Linked DNA regions of Mus musculus: region 1 is linked to region 2. A link is a loop called in an ENCODE intact Hi-C map of the cell type or tissue named here. Cell type or tissue: left cerebral cortex. All regions are shown on one strand. Each heading gives the region's core, and the rest is flanking DNA. Links, peaks and the distances in the headings are about the cores only.

Evidence for each region. A loop is a pair of places that touch in the nucleus more often than their neighbours do. Peaks named below come from ENCODE experiments on the same cell type or tissue, not always from the same donor. Only the 100,000 strongest peaks of a DNase experiment are listed, where the experiment ranks them.
Region 1: it touches region 2 in a loop (4-fold over the local background); 12 of 42 quality-filtered maps call a loop at or near these places.

What each region holds. Positions count from the first base shown.
Region 1 is chr10:97,663,644-97,675,153 of GRCm38, forward strand. Epyc (epiphycan) reads left to right here. Exons shown (of 7, transcript NM_001379456.1): 3 at 6,855-7,029; 4 at 11,034-11,192. Among named protein-coding and RNA genes, the nearest start is that of Epyc, 22 kb to the left of the region's middle. In left cerebral cortex, for the core only: a CTCF peak has its summit at 6,764 (motif pointing left); a DNase peak (open chromatin) is centred at 6,757.
Region 2 is chr10:97,340,153-97,351,662 of GRCm38, forward strand. No RefSeq gene overlaps it. Among named protein-coding and RNA genes, the nearest start is that of Mir3966, 78 kb to the right of the region's middle. In left cerebral cortex, for the core only: a CTCF peak has its summit at 5,379 (motif pointing right); a DNase peak (open chromatin) is centred at 5,385.

The DNA of each region.
Region 1 (11,510 bases), core at 2,160-10,159, 320 kb after region 2:
GCCTGTTTTGTGACCAATTATATGGTCAATTTTGGAGAAGGTCCCATGAGGTGCTGAGAAGAAGATATATCCTTTTGTTTTAGGATAAAATGTTCTGTAGATATCTGTCAGATCTCTTTGTTTCATAACTTCTGTTAGTTTCACTGTGTCCCTGTTTAGTTTCTGTTTCCACGATCTGTCCATTGATGAAAGTGGTGTGTTGAAGTCTTCCACTATTATTGTGTGAGGTGCAATGTGTGCTTTGAGCTTTACTAAAGTGTCTTTAATGAATGTGGCTGCCCCTGCATTTGGAGCGTAGATATTCAGAATTGAAAGTTCCTCTTGGAGGATTTTACCTTTTCTGAGTATGAAGTATTCCCTCCTTGTCTTTTTTGATAACTTTGGGTTGGAAGTCGATTTTATCCGATATTAGAATGGCTACTCCAGCTTGTTTCTTCATACCATTTGCTTGGAAAATTGTTTTCCAGCCTTTCACTCTGAGGTAGTGTCTGTCTTTTTCCCTGAGATGGGTTTCCTGTAAGCAGCAGAATGTTGGGTCCTGTTTGTGTAGCCAGTCTGTTAGTCTATGTCTTTTTGTTGGGGAATTGAGTCCATTGATATTAAGAGGTATTAAGGAAAAGTAATTGTTGCTTCCTTTTATTTTTGTTGTTAGAGTTGGCATTCTGTTCTTGTGGCTGTCTTCTTTTTGGTTTGTTGAGGGATTACTTTCTTGCTTGTTCTGGGGCGTGATTTCTGTCCTTCTATTGCTACTTTTCTGTTATTATCCTTTGAAGGGCTGGATTTGTGGAAAGATTATGTGTGAATTTGGTTTTGTCGTGGAATACTTTGGTTTTTCCATGTATGGTAATTGAGAGTTTGGCCAGGTATAGTAGTAGCCTGGGCTGGCATTTGTGTTCTCTTAGTGTCTGTATAACATCTGTCCAGGCTCTTCTGGCTTTCATAGTCTCTGGTGAAAAGTCTGGTGTAATTCTGATAGGTCTGCCTTTATATCTTACTTGACCTTTCTCCCTTACTGCTTTTAATATTCTCTATTTAGTGCATTTGTTGTTCTGATCATCATATGTCGGGAGGAATTTCTTTTCTGGTCCTGTCTATTTGGAGTTTTGTAGGCTTCTTGTATGTTCATGGGCATGTCATTCTTTAGGTTTGGGAAGTTTTCTTCTATAATTTTGTTGAAGATATTTGCTGGCCCTTTAAGTTGAAAATCTTCATTCTCATCAACTCCTATTATCCGTAGGTTTGGTCTTCTCATTGTGTCCTGGATTTCCTGGATGTTTTGAGTTAGGATCTTTTTGTGTTTTGTATTATCTTTGACTGTTGTGCCGATGTTCTCTATGGAATCTTATGCACCTGAGATTCTCTCTTCCATCTCTTGTATTCTGTTGCTGATACTCGCATCTATGGTTCCAGATTTCTTTCCTAGGATTTCTATCTCTAGTGTTGCCTCACTTTGGGTTTTCTTTATTGTGTCTACTTCCCTTTTTAGGTCTAGTATGGTTTTGTTCATTTCCATCACCTGTTTGGATGTGTTTTCCTGTTTTTCTATAAGGACTTCTACCTGTTTGGTTGTGTTTTCATGTTTTTCTTTAAGGACTTGTAACTCTTTAGCAGTGTTCTCCTGTATTTCTTTAAGTGAGTTATTAAAGACCTTCTTGATGTCCTCTACCATCATCATGAGATAAGATTTTAAATCAGTGTCTAGCTTTTAGGTTGTGTTGGGGTGCCCAGGACTAGGTGGCGTGGGAGTGCTGCGTTCTGATGATGGTGAACGGACTTGATTTCTGTTAGTAGGATTCTTAAGTTTGCCTTTTAGAATTTTGTATTCTCTGGAGCTAGTTGTTATAGTTGTCTCTGGTTAGAGCTTGTTCCTCAGGTGATTATGTTAGTCTCTATCAGCAGACCTGTGAGACTAGCTCTGTCCTTAGTTTCAGTGGTCAGAGTACTCTCTGCATGCAAGCTCTCCTCTTGCAGGGAAGGGGCCAGATATCTGGTGTTTGAACCTGCCTCCTGGCAGAAGTTGTGTTCCACTCACCAGAGGACTTAGGATCCCGTGGCGGATTCTGTGTGGGTCCTTGCGGGTGTCCGGAGAGTCCCCTGGGCCAGGGACCCCGGTGCTGCAGTGGGCCGGCCGGAAGGGACTTGAGCCCTGTATCAGGCCAGGTTACCTGCTTCCATAATTCAGTCCTGCACGATTGGATTGGAGCAGGCACCATGTTCCACTCACCAGAGGTCTTAGGATCGATCCCGTGCGGATCCTGTGTGGGTCCTTGCGGGTGTCTGGAGACTCCTCCGGGCCAGGGACCACGGTGCTGCAGTGGGCCGGCCAGAAGGGACTTGAGTCCTGCCACAACATTTCTTGAGCCTTAACTGAGGGGCAGTGATAAACAACACTCATTTATAACTGAGCACACAGTCTCCTGTTCTAAGTACTTTGACCATATATGCATCTTTCTATTACCTACCTCTCATCATAAAGGAAGCTTTTCTGATGAACTTCAACAGGACTAAGTTATAAATATAAATATTTAGAAGGTAAATTGATGGCATGAACACTTAGGTAACTTAAAAAAATAAACCAGCTTTTACTCTAAGCTCTATGACCTGCTTGGCACAGTCTTTCAAAAGAATTGACATACCAAATCATGAGACTTGTTGTGGAGCATTCTTCCACAAGAGTACTGTTGGTTACCTCATAGTAGGTCTGCCACTACTGCACCAAAGAGCACATATTTTCCTGGCAGGTTTGATGTTGTGGCTTACTGGGTCCAGGACAAGGTGAAATCACAGCGGTCTTTTCCCCTCAGCAGCCTATGTAGCAACTTTCTGTGCAATGAAAAGTAGCCAGGAGGGAGAACATTTTCCAAACTGTCTTGGCAGATAGTGGGGCAGGGGAGGATATGTTTTGTTCTCAGAAAGCAGACCTTCCTGTGTAGCTTTGGTGGGAAACTAAGGGCCATAGGAATGGCCTCTGTTGTTTTGCAGACCTCTGGGGTCTTACTTGTGCAGGTAGGCTATGCTTTGCACTGTGGTTTTAAATTAGTGACCCATGTCTTCTGGAAGTGCAGCATCCATGAACATAAGACACCTCCATTCAAACACTTCTTTTTAAAATCTGGTATTCTGAAATGAATTTACTAATTAGTGGGCTTTCATAAGGCTCATCTTACATCCCTGGTGTGCATTGGCCCACCTACTAAGTCTTTGCCTTCTTATCTCTCTACCTCACCCCTAGTGAATTCTTTAAGCCTCAGTTTTATATCACAGGTAATATAGTGTCCCTACAAATATATTTATATTGGTTCCTTTGGTAGGACACGTCATTATGGCTTCTTCTTAATCTGTCCCTTTGACACTCTCGTGTCCTCCTTGCCTCTTCAGTTCTCCTAGTATTATTATGTTGTAGAATGCAGAGGGAGACTTTCTTCTGTTTTTCATTACATCTTTTCAGATTTATTCTTTCACTTTTTATTCTATTTTCTTTTTTAATTCTCTCATGCATTACATCTCTACCCCAGTTTTCCCCCACCTCCATTCCTTTCAGTACCTCTGTTCATATGAAAGTTGTATCTTTAGTTTTTCTTTCTTTCTTTCTTTTTTGGTAATGCTTTAAAAGAAAGATGTCGATATTGGAGGGACTCTATCCAGTAAAACAACCTAGGAGAAATGTGGTGTCTATTTCACAGAACATTCATTTTTCATATTATCCCCCCATAATTAAACCAAATAAATCACACAGTTTTACAAATATTAATGTAATTGCATGAATCAGTCAGATATGTTTTCTCAAGATAAACCTATACTGGGTCCAAATAATTTTAGCAAAAGATTATCATTTACAAAGCACAGCCTCCTTTTATAACAAGGTTCTTCTATATAGAAACAGTATTGCCAATGACCAGAATTGCAAATCTTAAATATTTTCTAAGATTATTCATATCAACATGAACAATTTGTATAAATCTCCACACTGTTTGATATAAAAAAATATGGAAATGCATCTAGCTTTTTGAGAAGTTTTCTTCAGGGAGCAGACACTTAGAAACTCCCATTAGTGTCTCATCGGTCGATTGCCCTGAGACAGCAGTGTCTGCTAAGGTGAACACCTAGCATCCAACCCAGTTGTGCAGGGTACTGACAGTGAATAACTCTTGCAATATCCTCATTTACCTGGGAGTTTCCTCTCCCCTCTCCCATGGCAATAGCTGCTGAGTTTTCCCAAACCCTTGATGTTGTGTCTTAGCTATGTCATTTCTGGAATCTCCTCTTTTGTAGAAGTAAAATATACTCCTAAACACAGTCTACCATGGCAAATATTGTAGTTCAAGGTTAGGAAACAAGGTGTTAGGGAGATACAAATTCCTGCAAAGGCAAAATTAAACAATTTAACAAAAACTGATATAGCTTGTGCTGCTGTCCAGCACTGGGTTATTATCTTCACATGCAGTGATTATGTTTTAGAATCTTTGTAAAGCTTGAGGGGACAGAATGCACAAATTATAAAGTAAAGTCACAGAAAGCAAATCTGAATTAATAAAGAGTTAAAGGAAAAAGAAAAGAGAGCGAATGTGAAATAATCAATAAATATTTACATCAAAGACTCAGTAGTACTTTCCTGAGAGTGATACCAATTATAGCGGAAGAGTATGTGGGAGGTTCTGCCCTTAGGTCCACAGTTAAGTTTCTGTAGCATAAGGAGACAAAGCCCATCATTCTGACAGGTGTTCACAATTCCCTGGCCTCGCTTTTTAAAAATGAATTGCTCTGACTTCATATTGCAGTTTGAAGATTGTTAGAAGAAGGGAAAAGATGAGAGCCCAAACAACTTTTATTTAGTCGTCAGAATAAATGTGTCTACTGTGCAGAGGATTCTCCAGGCGCAGCATAATGGGGTTAGAGTTGTGCAGTTTTGCTGAAATGAGGACTCACTGCCTTTCCTTGCCTTAAAGGTTGCTCTTTTGATTTGCAAGCAAGCATGAACAAAGCACCAAAAGCTGCTTGGCCTCATTACATCGGATGACAAAGGAGACCTTAGAGTTTTACATCAGATCAGTGGAAAAACAATTATCTGGGGGAAAAAAAAGATGTGCAAACATTTTCCTACAGTGTTAAAGATTCAAGGCAATGTGTCTGGAATGTGTTCCTCCCTTCAGGAGGCCCCTCCATTCCATGAAACATCTGTCTCAATTTCCGCTCTTCCTGGAGCCCACTTTTCGTCTCTGCAAAGTCATTCCACCGAAGCTGCCTCACTATGATCACACTGATGGGAACCGTGTGTCTTTCTGTAGATGCACCCCAGATTCTCAGCTGGAGATTTCTGGCCAGGATTTGAGCATCCCTGGATGCCTCCTGCAATATCAAGCAATCTACTCTTAGATTCATGTTTGAAAGCAGGCATCCACACATTCACAGTGTCTTTGCACAAAATCCTGATGGTTATGTGCATATATGAATTAAATGCACATGAATTAAATGCATCTTGGACAAGGATGTTTAAAGAATATATTCCATAAGTATTATAAGTTGCTTATTAGGCTTCAACCTAAAAGTACAAAGATAGAGGCATAATTCAGTTACTATCTAATAGGCCTGGTTATGAAATCAACATGTAGGGTACAAAGGGGCCAAATAGAGAACCTAGGAAAACATTCCTTAAATTTATATTATTTTTATTAGTAATTAAATGTACTCAAGTCTATCAAAAGTGTAAAAATATGTCTCTTTAAAAATCACATAGTTATTATAAGACAAGCAGTAAATAACTAATCTAATTTATATCTCTGTTTTTGAAATTTCCATCCAGATAATAAGTAACTTAGAAATAATTTGTGTCGTTTTGCTTTTGTAATGAGTGCAAATTAATGCAGATGGGTGCACATTGGTGTGATCAATCAAGAATGTGAGATTTCTGGTGATATCGTGGGAACAGCAGACAAGAGGAGTGGAGTCAGGGTGTTTCTGCTCCAAATGTTTTTATCAGATCTCCATCTGAGGCTTACAAGGTTATGGAGAAGAACACACTTATCAAGAAATAGCATAAGGGAAGGGAACTGAAAATAAGTGGTTTCTAAAGCTCTTATAAATAATAACTCATACCAGAAAAGATATAAGGCAAAAAGGGGGAAATTTGAGAAAGTATTCTGAAAAATGTCAGGTTTGTGTGTGTGTGTGTTTCCATTTTAAATGACTCCTATTGTCAGTGTTCTCAAAGATGACAATTTTAATATAATCAGATGTTGTTGCAATATTTAGTATCCATGTGGAAATATCTATAACAAAAGGCATCTACAATCTATTACATCGTTTTCACACCATTATATATTTTGCCAAAGTTGGAAGATTAATTTCCAAAAAAAGGCCATTGAGGGTACCACAAAACAGGAAGTAAAGATTTGATTTTCAGAAGTAAAAACCTAAAGGAAGGAAATATTAGTATCTCAATAGTTATCAACAAGGGATGATGAGAGTGAACTGGGCTCACGTGTGAATGGGAATCTTTTGAATTTTGTTTTGCATAAGTTTGATTAAAGTGAATCTAACAACTATGCTGTTATAAAGCTGTATCATTAAAAAAAATAAGAGTGAGATTTTTTTTAGACCTGCCATGTGAAAAGAAAAATGTATGAAGCTCAAAGAAATAGCAACAAACGGGGGGCATTGAAACCAGTTCCAAAGATTTGAGAAACAAATTTTGGAAAACAGTAATTGTATTTCTGAGAAACATCGATGGGGCGAGGCCCACTGTGTTGATTGTAAGAACAGTAGTGACATCTTGTGGCACAGATGGACACATTTTACATTTGTACTATGGGCATGGAGGGTGATTGAGGTTACCTTGAAATTCTGTTTGTTTCCAGAACGAGAAAGTGTCTGAGAGGCTTTCTGGGAACAGAGAGCTCCTGACCCCAGGCCCACAGCTAGGGGACAACCAGGATGAAGACAAGGATGAAGAATCTACTCCCAGGCTGATCGATGGCTCTTCCCCACAGGAGCCAGAATTCCCGGGGCTTCTGGGTCCACACACCAACGAAGGTCAAATAAGTTATTACTCAATTAGAACCAAATACACATTGTCGCCTCTCAAAACTATCTAGTTTTAAGTCATTCCTCAAGGAATCTGCCTTGCATTGCAAAAGAAGTCATGAACTCTAAGGGAGAAATTAAGGGTGTTGTATTGCTAAGTAGTCATGTTGGCCATCAGTCTTGTAAATATTTATGCTTTTATCCATAGGTTGTTGCTGTTTCCAACCCTGGTCTGAGAAGTGTCTTATTAGAGTCTACTTCTGAGAGTAGACTCATTTTGTACAGAATGCTAATCATAAACACGGGCGAGTGCTCAGCCACAGATGGGACATCTACACTAATGCTTACCCACCACACCAAAGGGCTCAGAAAAGATCTTGAAATAGGGAACTCAAAACCATAGGTCTAGAAGGATGGGAAGGATGTTGCACCCGTAAACTCACAACCATTCTAGTTACTAACACTAGATCAAGACAGTTAAAATTCCAGCATGGGTGACAGAACGATCTCCCAAAACCCCACATCTACTAGGGAGGGAGCAATTAGCTTCTCAGTCCCTCAAGGGATAAATTTGCAACTGTGTATACGTGGGTTGTACTAACTCAACTCAGTGGGTCAAAATAAATAACAATAAATGAGGGCATATGAAGCTAGGGGGCAGATGAGATGGAAGATACTGAGGGAGTTATAGAGAGTAAGGGGTGTGCATGATGAGGATAGATGTATAAGTCTATGAAACCTTCAAAGAAGAAACAAACTTAAACAATCTTGCCAATTTTCAACTCCACTCCAAAAGGGAAGTAAATAAGCCAAAGACAAAAAAGTCAAGAATGTTGGAATACACTTTGAGTCATGGAGTTACTCCTGCATTTTGTCCTCAGACATAAGATAAGATTTTTATTATAATGCATCTTTGTCCTGCTGGAAAGAATCAAATAACCAAGGACTCAGGATGGAATTACTTGCCTGGCATCATTACTTGAAATCATTCTGGGCCATGTATTTTCAGGGCCCAGCACTGGATGAACTGATGGAAAGTCATCCCCTGAGATCAGTGCAGTCCAGTGCAGACGTGTAAGACATAGGGGATGCTGATTAGAATAAGGGCAACATGTTGTGCTGATTGGGTATTGGCTGTCTGTGGGCCACCAGAACAGCACACTGCAGCCTTCTTTCACCCCTTATAGTCTTTCTAGGGTGTTAATAATACTTAATTTTGCCCTTCGATAAGGAAGTTTTAATTTGCCAAGGGTAGTGATTTGTGGTTGAAAACCAATTTATTAAGATTCTAGACTCTATTTGTAGGAAAATGTTGCTCCCCTTCCCTACATCTCTCCATCCCAGAAGATAAGTCTCTAGAACTTACTTATCCTATATAAACTTATCCTATATATTCTTATTTATACTTCAGTTCCCCTTCTATATTTCCCTGTGCCCTGGCAAACATTATCCAACTCCCTGTCTAAATTTTCAAGTATTACAATTGAATTGTAAAGTCTCATCCTTGCTATCCAGTCACTGACTGTGATTTATGTCAACTCTTGGCAAAACTACAAGCTTTGGAGTAGAAACCTCTTTGATAAACAAGAAAAAGAAATGCCAGTATACTCTAAATGTGTGCAAAATCATTGAAAAGAATGAGTATAGAGTGCAGACGCACATACAAACTATTAAGTTAGTTTCTTTAAGGAATACATCATGTTTTTTTCCCCATGTGGTTAAATTTCTATGTCATAGAAAGCCACAAACAGAACCAAGAAGACACATGGACAAGTTTATGAAGTGTAAGTTTCCCAGATAGAGAAGGCAGCCACATAGGAAAACGAAACGTACCTAAAGCAGTAAGAGTGATTGAGGAATTTCAGTCATTTTTCTCTCTGTTTCATCCGTTCAAATCTACCCGTGCCCCCTTGCCTTCTCTCAAATCTGTGACTTTCAGATGGGTCAGAGGAAACAAAAAACATAATACTCCATCTTGTATTTATTTGCATTTTAAAGAATTCTATTCATGATTACTCTAGTTATATAATGTTCATGATTCACTCTCGTCTCTGCAACTCCTCCTATGTCTCCTCCCATATATTTTCCTTTAAAAATTATTGACTAACATAAACACAAGTATGTATAACTGCTGTATGTGTATATCTCCCTAAGTCCATCTAATGTTGTTCACTAATGTTTGGAACTGACCACTTAGGGATGGTGAACCTGCCTGGGAGCTTGTCCCTGAAGGAAATTGTTTTCCCCTTTCTTGGCAGCCATTGACTACTATAGTTCTTGTTCTAGGAGTAAGATGTTACAACAATTCCCACATCCACATTGATATGTCAGCGAGTGTTATCATGATGCAGGTCTTGATTGGATAACCCTGTTGTCGAGATTTCATAGCTATAGCTTCCCTGTCTTCTCTAAAAGAGCTTCTATAGCAGCAGGTTTCTCAGTCCTTTAGGTCTTATAAATCTTTCCATACTCTCTTCAATGTTACTGCTTGAGAATTAAATGTAGGAGCTACATTGTAGATGTATCCATTGTAGCTGGGTATTTCACAGTCTATGCATTTTGACCAGTTGTGGATCTCCATAATATTTTTGCTCTATTATAAAGAGAAACTTCTTTGATGGTAAGACTTACTCTTATCTGTAGATACAAAAATAGGTACTTAGAAATATAGATAGAAATGTATTGCTTTAAGGCATTAGCTTTAGTGGGCTCTCCTCTGGTGTCTTATCAGTTCCAGAGTCATGGATAGTTGGCTAGGATCTCTAGCCATCTGTCCTGTCTGTGCACAGAACCACGATCTTCCCTCCCCATGCCTTCTCCATTCTCCCAAGCCTAGCCCTGTTTGCCTAACTTGGGCACAGTCCCTGTAATATTTGTTATCAAGTTTGGGTTCGAAAATTTTTGAGAGAATAACAACAAATTGATATTTTCTTACTTTTATTACTAAGAGAAAACTGAGGGTATAATGAAGTGAAAACATAGATTACATTTTAATTTCCAGAAAAGAAGCATACATTCACAAATGTTTAACAGCTTGGAAAATGTTAGAGCATTAAAATTCAAAACTTTCTTTTACCAAATTAATCAAATTCAAATAGTCACAATCCATGAATATTAAAACAAAAATAAATCACAGTCCAAGTAAATGTGTATAAATTATTCTGGGCAATTAATGCTAAAATATAAGGTTAACACTGTACAAAATCAAACATCCTCATTTTAAATTTATCATTGGAAATAGTGAAATTATAAATACTAGAGAACATATCAAAGATTAAATACCTTGCAGATTCCCCACTGCCAAGCCTCCCTACTCCCATCTTTCAATTTTAGTGAGAGATCTTTGGTGAACGTTCCTGTATTTTTCTTGAAAATTTCACTTTTGTTATTTTTCTTATTCTCCATATGTAAGTTGGCATTAGCGACCTCAGAGATTCCCTTTCATGATTCTCCATTGAAGCCAAATCCTGTTAGGCTTACATTAATATTATATATCAAGATATGTATCTGTGTGATTGCCACTCATCTTACATAGTAGATCACTAAGCAAAGCTCTGCATATTTTGCCAATATTTCAGTGGCCACTCTGTTATTCAGACCATTATGTCATTTATATGATATATATGTATCGAAGGAATAAATACTAATTTGTATGATCTCTTAAGACACATTTTTCAATGTAGTGTTTAAATATTGAGGCACATGTGTAATGAATATGCAGTAATCTAACTTTATAAAAGATGTAATCTCAATATTTATGTTTTGAATTTATGTTACCTTTACATTAGCTGTAAAAGTGACAGTCATAATATATCCATGAAAATAACTTTATGAGCAATTTGGTAGAGGCTCTAAATTATTGACTTTAATGAACTACTACCTAAGACTGCTTTGAAAATATGTGAAATACATCAGAAAGGTCTTAAAGATATTTTAGTCTTGTATATTAAACAATCAGAACCACGTTTTCCTTAGAATTCTTTCAATGACACATAACCATTTTTCTGTTTCAGACTTTCCAACTTGTCTCCTGTGTACTTGTATAAGTACCACTGTATACTGTGATGACCATGAACTGGACGCTATTCCTCCACTGCCCAAGAAGACTACATATTTCTATTCACGTTTTAACAGAATTAAAAAGATCAACAAAAATGACTTTGCAAGCTTAAGTATGGACATAAATATTTGTCTTTCCTTGTAGATCTCCCTGAATTTTTAATCATGTGAAATGTTGATACTTAGAATGAAATTTTTATTCAAAAAAAGCTAAAAAAATTAGTTACTTTCTTTTACATAAATAGTTGAAATTATGTTTTAATCATGGTAAGATGGAAGAACACATAGTAGCCAATAGGAAATTCTATAACTGTTGTTACTTTCAAACTAATTTTACTAAGTTTAATTATAAATTGATTATTTTATAAGCTAAAACTAATTTTTACATTATAATTTTCAGTGCATTGCCATGGTATTATATTAGCAAGTGT
Region 2 (11,510 bases), core at 2,166-10,165:
GTTCACTCCTTTGTTTATTCTACGACTGTTTGGTGAATGTAACTGACTTATGGACTACTTCCATTTCGTATCTAGGACTGACATAAAAGTATCTCTGTTGGGCTTTGCTGAGCCTGGAATGGTCTTGGTGGCACAGAGTGACATGGTTCCTGTCCCTGGAAGAGGGCCACAGTGGGAACCTTCCCGAGAGTTGATTGCATTGGGCACAAGGCTTGTTTGTGTAATAATGTACACAATTTCTGGACCCAAATAGCAACGGAGGACTTTTTCCTTCCAAGGAATATCATCTTTGCTAACATTGATGACTGTGATAATTACAAACAGCAGCAGGAGTTCAGGAGTCCAGGGTGTGGCTATGTCTCAGCAAAATGGTAAAGACCGAGACCTTCAGTACAGCCCTTAAGGCAATGGGAAAGAGATCTAAATACATGAGTTGGAAAATAGATAATTTCTCAACAATGCAGAAAGTAAGGGTGCGATATGAATTATGGGAGGGGCTTCAGGAATCCAAAGGAACAGAAGCAGCTGCTCTGTGAGCCTACTTGCTAGAAAATTACTAGGGAAGGAGATAAAGAGAGCTAGAGAGTGGTGATCACATGAGATCCCACCCAGCTACATTTTTTTTGTTGTTGTTGTTGTTATTGCTTACAAAAGCAGGGAGGTCCCGAGTTCAGAATGAGCCTAGTGCAGAGTGAGGTTAGGCCCAGGTGTGGTAAAATGGTAATTACAGAGCAGGGTCCCACACAACTCGTTTATCATCTGTGCTTAACAAAGACAGAAAAATCTCTGAATTCTTTTGCAATGCTAAGAAAACCAAAATATGCTTACTGTCTCCTAAGAATCAAAGGTCTGGGGTCCTGGTATTCCGATTCAGAAGATAATAAAAGGAAACCTGGAGTAAATTACTGGATTAATATATAAAATAAAAGACTGGATCTGTGTTCTGTGTGGATGAGCTATCAAGAGAAATTTTTTACGATAAAAAGAGAGAACTGCTTGGAGAACTCTCTCTCTCTCTCTCACACACACACACACACACACACACACACACGAAGCAGGGCATGGACAAAGAGATCTCTTAGACTAGCAAGCAGAATGTGGACAGAGAGATTTCTTAGAATAACAAGCAAACAGAATATAGACACAGACATCTCCAGAGAGAAAGCAGAACACAGAGAAAAGCAGACTGGAAAAGCTGTGTCAAGTAGAACACTAGTCAGCTTGGACCCACGATTTGATTTCTTCTCACTGCTCCCGGACACCCCTTCTCTCAGAACCCCTCTTCAAGCTAAGGCTAGACCTTGGCAGGACTTCAAAGTTGTTTGTTTGTTTTTGTTTTTGTTTTTGTTTTTAATCACTGTATTTACTTTGATGCCAGAGTTGTTCTTATCTTCCTCACATGAGAATGCTGAGGTTGGTGACTGACTCAAAGTGAGACAGCCCGTGCAACTAAATCCTGCTAGATCCTGCCTCTTGGATATGAAGTTTATGCTAATTCCACTGCTCAATACGGCATCTTAAACAATTCATGCTGTCACTGACTTATTTCGCATTATTATCCTGCTTACATATGCATTTATTATGTATATATTCCCTATAATATGCCATTGGTATTACTTGGTAAGGGTTCATATGTTAGTTCAAGTGTACTGAGTATCTACTGTTGACCATTCATACATTGTGATCAATAACTGATTGATCAGAAGATGTGCTTTTTAACCTCTCTGTGAAGATTAATGTAACCCATTGTCTAAAGACTTTTTCCAAAGCCAGTTTTTTCCCATTTGATATCAGAATAGAGTATATTATTTGATGATATTGGAGCTGTTCAGCATTAAAAGGTCTGTATTCTCTTTGTCTTTCTGACTCTCTGTTTCTCTCTCCTATATCTGTATGTATATCCAGATATCAATATATGTATGTATATACAGACATATTAATATATTTTCTTGAAAGATATTATTGCAGATACCAAGGCTTCTGGAAAGAAAGTGAGATATCACTGAGCACCTCTAACTTGAACTGGGTAAATCTTTGATTTTAGGAAGTAACGTCTAGGATCCAGCTTGAAACAAGCAAACTGGCCTTCTTCAGCATCCAGGTGCTGTCAGGTAAGTCACAAGACAGTCCAGATGTGAAATAATGAAGGAATAGGTGTTTGGTGAGAAGAAGTCTGCATTGCACTGCAAAACATGGGGTGTGGGCTTTGCCCACAATGAAACAGTCTTTCTGCCCCAATACCATAGCAGGCTGTGGAAAGGGAGTATATGGAGAAGGTTTGTGTATCAGACTGGGAATTCAGGAGGCACAGAGGATGGGATTTTGGGATTCACTTGGAATAATCATCACCTCAAAAAAAATGAGGCAGAGAGGAAGATACTCAGAGGCAGAAGCAGCAACCTCAGCATATATTAAATCAGGACACACACTTTAGAGGTTACCAAGCTGTTGAGTAGTGGGCAAGTGGGTGGGAAGGCTCAAAACAAGTTTCAAGATGTAACCAGCTCAGGATGATATTTTCTATCCATTTGCCTAGAAAACTCATGATGTCCTCATTCTTAACACCTGAGTAGTATTCCATTGTATAAATGAACCACATTTTCTGTAAACATTGTTCCATTGTGGGATATCTGGGTTGTTTCCAGCTTCTGGCTATCACAGATAAGGCCTGTGGTATGGTGGGGCATCTTTTGGGTATATGCACAAGAGTGTTATAGCTGGGTCTTCAGGTAGATCTATTTCCAATTTTCTGAGGAACCTCCAGGTTCATTTCCAGAGTGGTTGTACCAGTTTGCAATCCCACCAGCAACAGAGGAATGTTCCTCTTTCTCCACATCCTAACCAACATGTGCTGTCACCTGAGTTTTGCAGGCAAATGAATGGAAGTAGAAAATATCATCCTGAGTGAAGTAACTCAGACCCAAAAGGACATGAATGGCATGTGCTCACTAATAATTGAATATTAGCCAAAAAAAGTACAGAATACCCAGGATACAATCCACAGAAATCAAGAAGGTTAATAAGCAGAAGGGCCCAAGTGAGGACCCCTCAATCCCAGTAGGGAGGGAGAAGAAAGCAGCCATGGGGTGGGGGAGGGACCAGGGCGGAAGAGGGTAAAGGGAGGGGAAAGGGGAACATGATCAGGTATTGGGGTCACAAACAGGACCTGAGGGCTAGCAGAAAGAGTAGAAACGGGCAACCTCAGGAGGCAGGATGTGTCAGAGACCTGGGAGATGAGAGATGCTCAGTACTCAAAGGGAAAGACCTTAGATGAAATGCCCAACAGTGGGGAGTGGGAACTTGTACAGTCCATCTCCAGCAGAAAGATGGCATCAAGTGGAAGGATGAGGTTACCACCCCACAGTCAGAAACTCTGACCCAGAATTGTTCCTGTCTAAAAGAACTGCAGGGACAGAAATGGAGAGGAGCCCAAGGAAAAGAAGGTCCAGTGACAGGCCCGAATTAGGATCCAGCTCAAAGGGAGGCTCCAAGGTCTGACACTATTACTGATACTCTGGTGTGCTTACAGACAGGAGCCTAGCATGGCTGCCCTCTGAGTGGCCCAACAAGCAGCTGAAATAGTCAGATGCAGATACTTACACCCAAGCAATGGACAGAAATCGGGGACCCCTGGGGTTGAACTGGGGAAAAGCTGGAAGAAGCTGTGTGTGTGTGTGTGTGTGTGTGTGTGTGTGTGTGTGTGTGCATAGGAAGATCACCAATCTTAATTGACCTGGACCCCTGAGATCTCTCAGACACTGAGCCACCAATCAGACAGCATACACCAGCTGATATGAGGCCCCCAACACATATACAACAGAGGACTGCAGGTCTAGACTCAGTCAGAGAATATACACCTAACTCTGGAGAGACTTGAGGCCCTAGGAAATGGGGAGGTCTAGGGGAGTGGGGTGGGGGGTGGGGATTGGGGGCATCACCTTGGAGATGTGAAAGGAGGTATGGGATGAGGAACAGTCAGAGGGTAGGCTATAATAATAATAAAAAATAAAAAATGTAGCCAGCTCCTCAGTAAATTTTGGAAATCCCCCATTCCTCTAAACATGGGAAGGTGCTGCTTTATAAAAAGTATATGGTCACCTGTTGATTGCTTACCAGGCAAATTTTCCTGTTTTTATTGATTAGCAGAAGAATATGTCTTCTGGGAGAGCATAAATTTTATTGTGCATGGCACAAACCATGGGATTTTGAGGAGAGTGATATTTTCTTAACTGTAGGATAATATTATCCTTTATAATAATTTCTTTCTCAGTATTAATATTCTACTTTCAAAATTTCCTCTGGCTATCCTCACTTACCCTGGCCTGGGATTAATATTTGTGTAAGACCCAATTCAAATAAAGTTATATTTTATGTTTCTCTGCCAAGATCGTATGGATATCTCCTTGTGTGACAGAACTAAGTATGTGGCATGCTTGACCTCTACTAAATCTTCTCATATAGTGTTTGTTTCAAGAATTAACATATTTCTTCACTACAGGGCTGATATTTCTCTAAAGATAAACCTTTGGTATCTTACCTTTTGTGTGCTATATAGTATAGGCATAGGCCTGGTACAGACTCCTAGATGAGGCTATGACTGTATCTCACATGTAGCCTTCCATATCTACACTTAAAATATTTGTTTTTTCTTTAATAATATATTGTTTTATGTCCTTTCACAAATCATTCAGTTTATACTTACAACAATGGCAGGGTTCAATGCTATATTACTTTTATTTTTTGAGATATAAAAGTCCACAACTTGTGCCTTTCTTCCATCTCCTTCATCCAAACACACTCTCTCGTGTCCCTCCTTGCTCTCATTCAAATGTGTGAAGAATTCTGGGAAAAGAGTCGTCTTCCCTGGGGAAGAGCAGATCAGTTGGTCAATTGGTCCAAAATCAAATGGTCAGCCCTGAAAACACGCATACTTGTGACATTAGACAGACTGAGAAGGGTACATTTAGGGATATGTATTGGTGTATATTACCAATATTGCTATTGTTCCTTTGTGACTTAACACATACGTCTACATATAACACATGTTAATTATACATGTGTTAAATGCAGGACACACACATATGTATACACACACATACATGTATGTAACAACAATTAATGAAAAAGGGAGTTTCATTTTAAACATTAGATCACTGAGGTTCATGAAAACTTAAGTAGCAACATGAAAACGCAGACGTTTGCGTATGGTCTCAAATCTGGTGGCTATACATTACTCCTCTGTAATATAAAATCTGTCATCTATTTTATTAGATTCCTATCTTGCGTATCCAAGAGTTGGAGAAAGGTAACCTTGACATGTCTTCATCTTAAGAAACCCTCATTGAAATGCTGCACCTGGCCAGCACGGCACATGTCCACCAGATGGCAGTGCAGCTCAACTCAGTACCAAGCCTCTGCAGCAACTCTTGCCTTGGCCAGGATCTCTGTCCGATGTTTTTGTGACACCGTCTTACCACCTTTCTTTCTAGCTGTCACTTTCTAGATTTCTTAAAGGAGAAAATGCTTTGGGTTATCCATCTCCCTAGGTGGGTGGGGAAAAGGGTCACCTTGAACCCAGTACCAGAAATGCAGATCACACAAAAACTCATATAAATTATGATGTATTTGTGCCAGGACATTTTAACTAATCATGAAAATACAAAGTTAGTAACAGTGGACCTCCATTGGATTCTCAACAAAGCCTAAGTTTGTTTACTGTTGAAACACTGGTAAACAACCACTGGGAGTCAGAGAGGGTTCTGGAAGCTAGAGAAAAGTCGCCATGCTTTTATAAGAGCTCCATATCAGGTCTTGAATTTAATCCATGTATAATGAACATGAATTATGTGTGGACTCTTGGGTTAAGTCCCAAAGTAACAGCAACAATATCAGTTACTGGTTGTTATTACTGAGTCCTGACAACGAGGGACATTGTTCAGGACCCTACGGTACTGCCGGGCCCCACGATAATACAAGTAGCCTCCTGGCATGGATAATGGAAGGGAATCTCAGGGAGGTTAAGGCCATTGGTTAAGATCACTGACAAGGTCAATGACTCCTGATTTTACAATGATGGAAAGACAATGACACCTACAGGAGAGAAGAGTCAGGTGCCAACAGATACTGCAGCTGGCAGCCATGGGAAGCATCAAGGCTACTTTCAGAGCACAGTACTTACTCAGGCCCTGGCTTCTGAAATTCTCTTGCACAAAATTAAGATTAGGGAGAGAATATGTTTTTGCTCTGTTTCAAAGTAGCTGTAGACTGCCAATGCCTCAGTGGCTGTGCGTGGTTTTCCAGAAGGTCCCAGTTGATGACTGTCAATCTAGAAAACTTCACCCACTGCTACTTTAGCTAGACTGTAAGGAGCATTACTTAGGCAAGGCTTCTCCATCCAATGGGCTAGATGGAGTCCGATGTAAGTACTCACTGTAAGTACTACACTGAGCCCTTATCCAGGCAGGACTGGTTTTTCTGTTTTACACAGTAACCCTTTGATTTTACCTTTAAATTTTTTTACATGTGTCCTGTGTGAATGTATGTGTGTGTGTGCATGTGTGTGGTATATGTGAGTATGAAAGATCTATGAGAGAGAGAGAGAGAGAGAGAGAGAGAGAGAGAGAGAGAGAGAGAGAGAGAGAGAGAGAGAATGCAGAGCTTAGTCAGTAGAGGACAACCTCATGGAAATTGGTGGTTTTCTCCTCTTTCCACCAGGAATCTTTGAACTCAAGTCTTCAAGCTTGCTATGCCCTTACTTCATGACTATCTTGTCAGAAACACTTTATAGCGACACTCTGCTTGGTGATGAAGGCCTACAAAGGGATCAAATCTGAGTGCTAACCCTCTAAGTGGTTAGTTTCATCTAAGAGGCACAAGCCAGATATCAGGCCTTGAAAGGCAGATCTCTGTATGGTTCACCTCTCTTTCCCAGCCCATACAGAGTCAATGTTTGCACCGAGTGCATTTGTTTTTAGTTTAATGTATTGATTATTCCATCAGGTCATGTGCTCATTACATCACTTCATGTGGCAAATGCTTTATTAAAGGTCAGTACAGGGACAGGGATTAAAGGCGTGCACTAAAAGCATGTCTGTATTCAAGCCAGAGGGATTAAAGGTGTGTGTGTGTGTGTGTGTGTGTGTATGTGTGTGTGTGTGTGTGTGTGTGTGTGTGTGTGTGTGTGATGTCTGCATTCCAGCTGAATCATATCTTTGGATATGATCCCTTGTCAGAGAAGCCTTGTCGCTGTATTAAAATTTCTCTACATGTTATGAACATTTTCTTTCTATCCATTATCAACAATCTCCAAGACAGTGACATGCTTGTTGCAACTGAGTAATCTGCAATGTGGGCTTAGGCAGTGTATACCTATGACCTATGACAACCATCCTGCACTCAAGTACCAGAGAACATTTCTCTTTCTCTGAAAGTCCTCTCAGCCATGCCCAATCATTCATACTTATGCCCATGCCTTGGTTACCACGGAGTTTTTTTCACTATCTTCGTGGTTTAGCTTCTCCAGTGTGTCATTGCTGGAGTTGTTGATATACCAATGTCACTATATTATAGAAAACTGAGTTTCTCTTTCCTAGGACGCATACATAACAGTTCAGTTATTACATTTACCCTAGTGGCTAGATTTCTTCCATTGTTTCATCCATCCATCCATCCATCCATCCATCCATTCTTTTTTAAAAAATTATAAAAAGATTAGACAAAAATATAAGAAAAAATTACATAAAGAAAAGAGCTCAAGAGAAGGCACAGAAATGAGAGAGCCACTCATTTGCATACTCTGGAGTCCCATAAAAGCAGTAAAGAGGAAATCAGTATGCACACTCAGAGGCGCTGTGTGTGCTGCTTCAGACTCTGTGAGTTTATGTAAGCTTTGCTCACGTTTTCTTGGAGGGCCTTGTTTCCTTGGTCTCCTCCATCCTCTATAGCTCCCACACTCTTTCTCCCTTATCTCCCATGGGGTTCCTTGAGTTCTGAGGGAAGGGACTGATGGGGACATCCCATGAAGGGCTGAATGCTCCACTCTCTGCTTAATGCCCAACTGGGAGTGTCTGTATTCGCACTACTACAGGAGGGAACTTCTTTAAGGATAGCTGAACAAAGTCCTTATCTATGAGCATAGCAGAATGTCATTAGGAGTTATCACCTCCTTCTTAGATGAGTGTTATTGTGGTTTTTTTTTTTTTCCCTAGGTCTCTGGGCTATCTAGTTTCAGGCTCTTGGTCAGGAAGGTAGTGTTGCAAATGGGTTCCATCTCATGGAGTGGGTGTTAGGTCTAATCAGTTTCACTAGCTTTGTGCCATCATTGCCTTAACATGCCATATAGGCCATATACCATCATAGATTCAAGAGTCTGTGGCTGCCTTGGTGTTTGTGCTTCTCATCTGTGAGTGTGTAAAATAGATTCTTGTATGAGAGATGCTGGAACAGAAAAGTGAAAGCTGACAAAACAATCAGAGACAGCAAAGCCCCTGTTCCTTCTGTTAGGAGTCCTACAAAAACACCAAGCTACACAACTGTAACGTATACAGAGAGCCTAGGTTAGGCTAATGTGCAGGCTAACTGACTGTCCGGTTCAGTCTCAGTCAGGCCCTGTGAGGCCAGGTTAGTTGATTCTGCGGGGTTTTTTTTTTCTTGATAAAACACAAAATCTTTATTTTTTTTAAATTAGGTATTTTCCTCATTTACATTTCCAATGCTATCCTGAAAGACTCTGAGAGGAGCCCCTTGCTCAGGCCTCAGGACACTAGTGGACACCCAAGAACTCACGATAGACCGAGTTGTTGCAAACCACATGAGGCTTTATTCGGGGAAAGCCAGAGCTCTGGGGACGACTCATATCCCACACAGGGGTAGAGGAGTTGACCTCGAGGAGAAAGAGGTCCCGGTTTTTATAGGCCCTCATGGGGGAAAGGAGAAGGGGGGTAGAGTAGGGGATTTCCAGATCTAAACAATGTCTATTCTCAAGAAATGGGTATGGGAGGGGTACAAGGAAAGAGTCTAATGAAGGTGCAGCAATGGGCACACACCTGGTCAGAACATTGGCAGACACACAGGTTCAAGGAGTGGCCAGAGCATTGTGCACCTCTATTTTTCTAAATCAGTGAAGCTAGTTCTGCTAACACTGACATCTATCTTGCTAATTTCAGGGCTTCTGTGACCTTTTACATTCTGTCAGGATCTTTCAATCCCAAAAGTCCCCCATACCCTCCCCCCATTCCCCTACCCACCCACTCCCACTTTTTGGCCCTAGTGTTCCCCTGTACTGGGGCATATAAAGTTTGCCTGACCAATGGGCCTCTCTTTCCAGTGATGGCCGACTAGGCCATCTTTTGATACATATGCAGCTAGAGTCAAGAGCTCTGGGGTACTGGTTAGTTCATAATGTTGTTCCACCTATAGGGTTGCAGATCCCTTTAGCTCCTTGGGTATTTTCTCTAGCTCCTCCATTGGGGGCCCTGTGATCTGTCCAATAGCTGACTCTAAGCATCCACTTATGTGTTTGCTAGGCCCCGGCGTAGTCTGTGGGTTTTCTTGTGATGTCCTTGACCCTGCTGGTGCCTACAATCCTACCCCCACCCCATCACAGGAGTCTCAAGCTCTGTGTAATGTTTGGGTTACAACATTCTGAATCTATTTCCATCCCTTGCTAACTGGAGCCTCCCTGATGGTACTGTCTACAAGTATAGGACAATATCATTAAGAATTAAGAATTCAGCCAGGCAGTGGTGGTGCACGCCTTTAATCCCAGCACTTGGGAGGCAGAGGTAGACAGATTTCTGAGTTCAAGGCCAGTCTGGTCTACAGAGTGAGTTCCAGGACAGCAAGGGCTACACAGAAAAACCCTGTCTCAAAAAAAAAAAAAAAAAAAAAAAAAAAAAAAAAAAAACCAACAAAAAAACAAAAAACAAAACAAAACCAAAACCAAAACCAACAATAACAAAAAAAACCCAAAACCAAAACAAACAAACAAAACAAACAAAAAAGAATTAGGAATTCTTTCTTTCCTCCTTTCTTTCTCCCTTTCCGTCTCTCTTTCTTTCTTCCTTTCTTTCATTTTTGTTCTGGGTGATGGGTTCTGTCCTAGGCCACCAATCCTTTGATTTCTGGTTCTCCAGGCAGTGTCAGAGGTGAAGTCTTTCTCCTGGCATGGGTTTCCAGCTGGAATAGTTATTACATAAAAGCATGTTAAGGAGAAATGTATGTATGTATGTATGTATGCATCTATCTATCTATCTATCTATCTATCTATCTATCTATCTATCTATCAACAGCTGCCTAATGTATTCTAGAAGATAGCTTACTAGCTGAAGCACATTAAAGCATGCAATTTGCAATTAACTTTAAATTTCAGATATGTAACAAGTACTGTGTTTAGTGAAGGAAAATATCATGCTGTATTTGGGACATACTTTGTTTTCTAAATTTCAAATTGAAATAGTCATTCTGACATGTGTGTGTGTGTGTGTGTGTGTGTGTGTGTGTGTGTCTTATATTTGTTTTGTTTTCTAATACCACCCCCCCCCACACACACACACACCATTACGGAGAATATATTGGACCTAAGCTAAAATAAGCACTTCTGAGGGACCGGAGAGAAGAAACCAAAAAGGTATTTATGCCTGTGGCTTACAGTGTAGAAATCACTGAAGCATACAAAACAGAAACCTCTGAGTGCTAACTGCAAATCAAAATTATATTTTATTATCAATTTAAAATATAATAAGAAAGAACCCAATTACCTACCCACAACAAAGGTGTCATTTGTTATTGATACTTCTATATCGAAGATTGTTAAGAGTATGTAGTTTTCAAGTTACATTAAAGTATATAGGTCACTGAACTGAGGGATAAGGATTTGGAGAGAATCTAAAGCCAGCATTCAGGGAATAAAAACTTGCAATGATTGTAACATTCCATTCTAACTTTTGTTTTCTGGATTTGAACTTAATGTAGACAATTTCTTTTTCTGTTATTCCTCTTAGTAATAAAAGTGTCTAATTTTAAGTGCAGCCTTGTATGAGATTCCTCCCCTGCCCTGGAAAGTATGTGCAAGTATGTGCCAAACTTTTATGTCACTTTCTTTCCTTGGATTGAAAGGGCTCAAGACAAATGCAGATAAGCTGCTGCCAGAGCCTGAGAATTCACCCTGGCTTATGAGTTGGACTAACATATTATGTCTTAAAACACCAACCCTATTTTTAATGACTTTTTTTTATAACTCACTAATGCATAAGTTGGAGCCTGGATGTTAGTCATCATATAATGAGGATTATGTAGCCAGCAGGTAGATGATGGCTTGAAGACATAGCAGCCTTTAATGTACTCCAGCAAAACACAGGGGAAAGGTGGTCTCAAGGATGGTTTGTGGCAGACTTTGTTCCTTAAAGAACATAACAATCTCTGGGAAAGGTAGTTGTAGATAAAAAATGACTTGCCTAGATGTTTCTGCTTGATCTAGGACTGAAATAGTCTTGTCCATTGCTCTTTTAGGT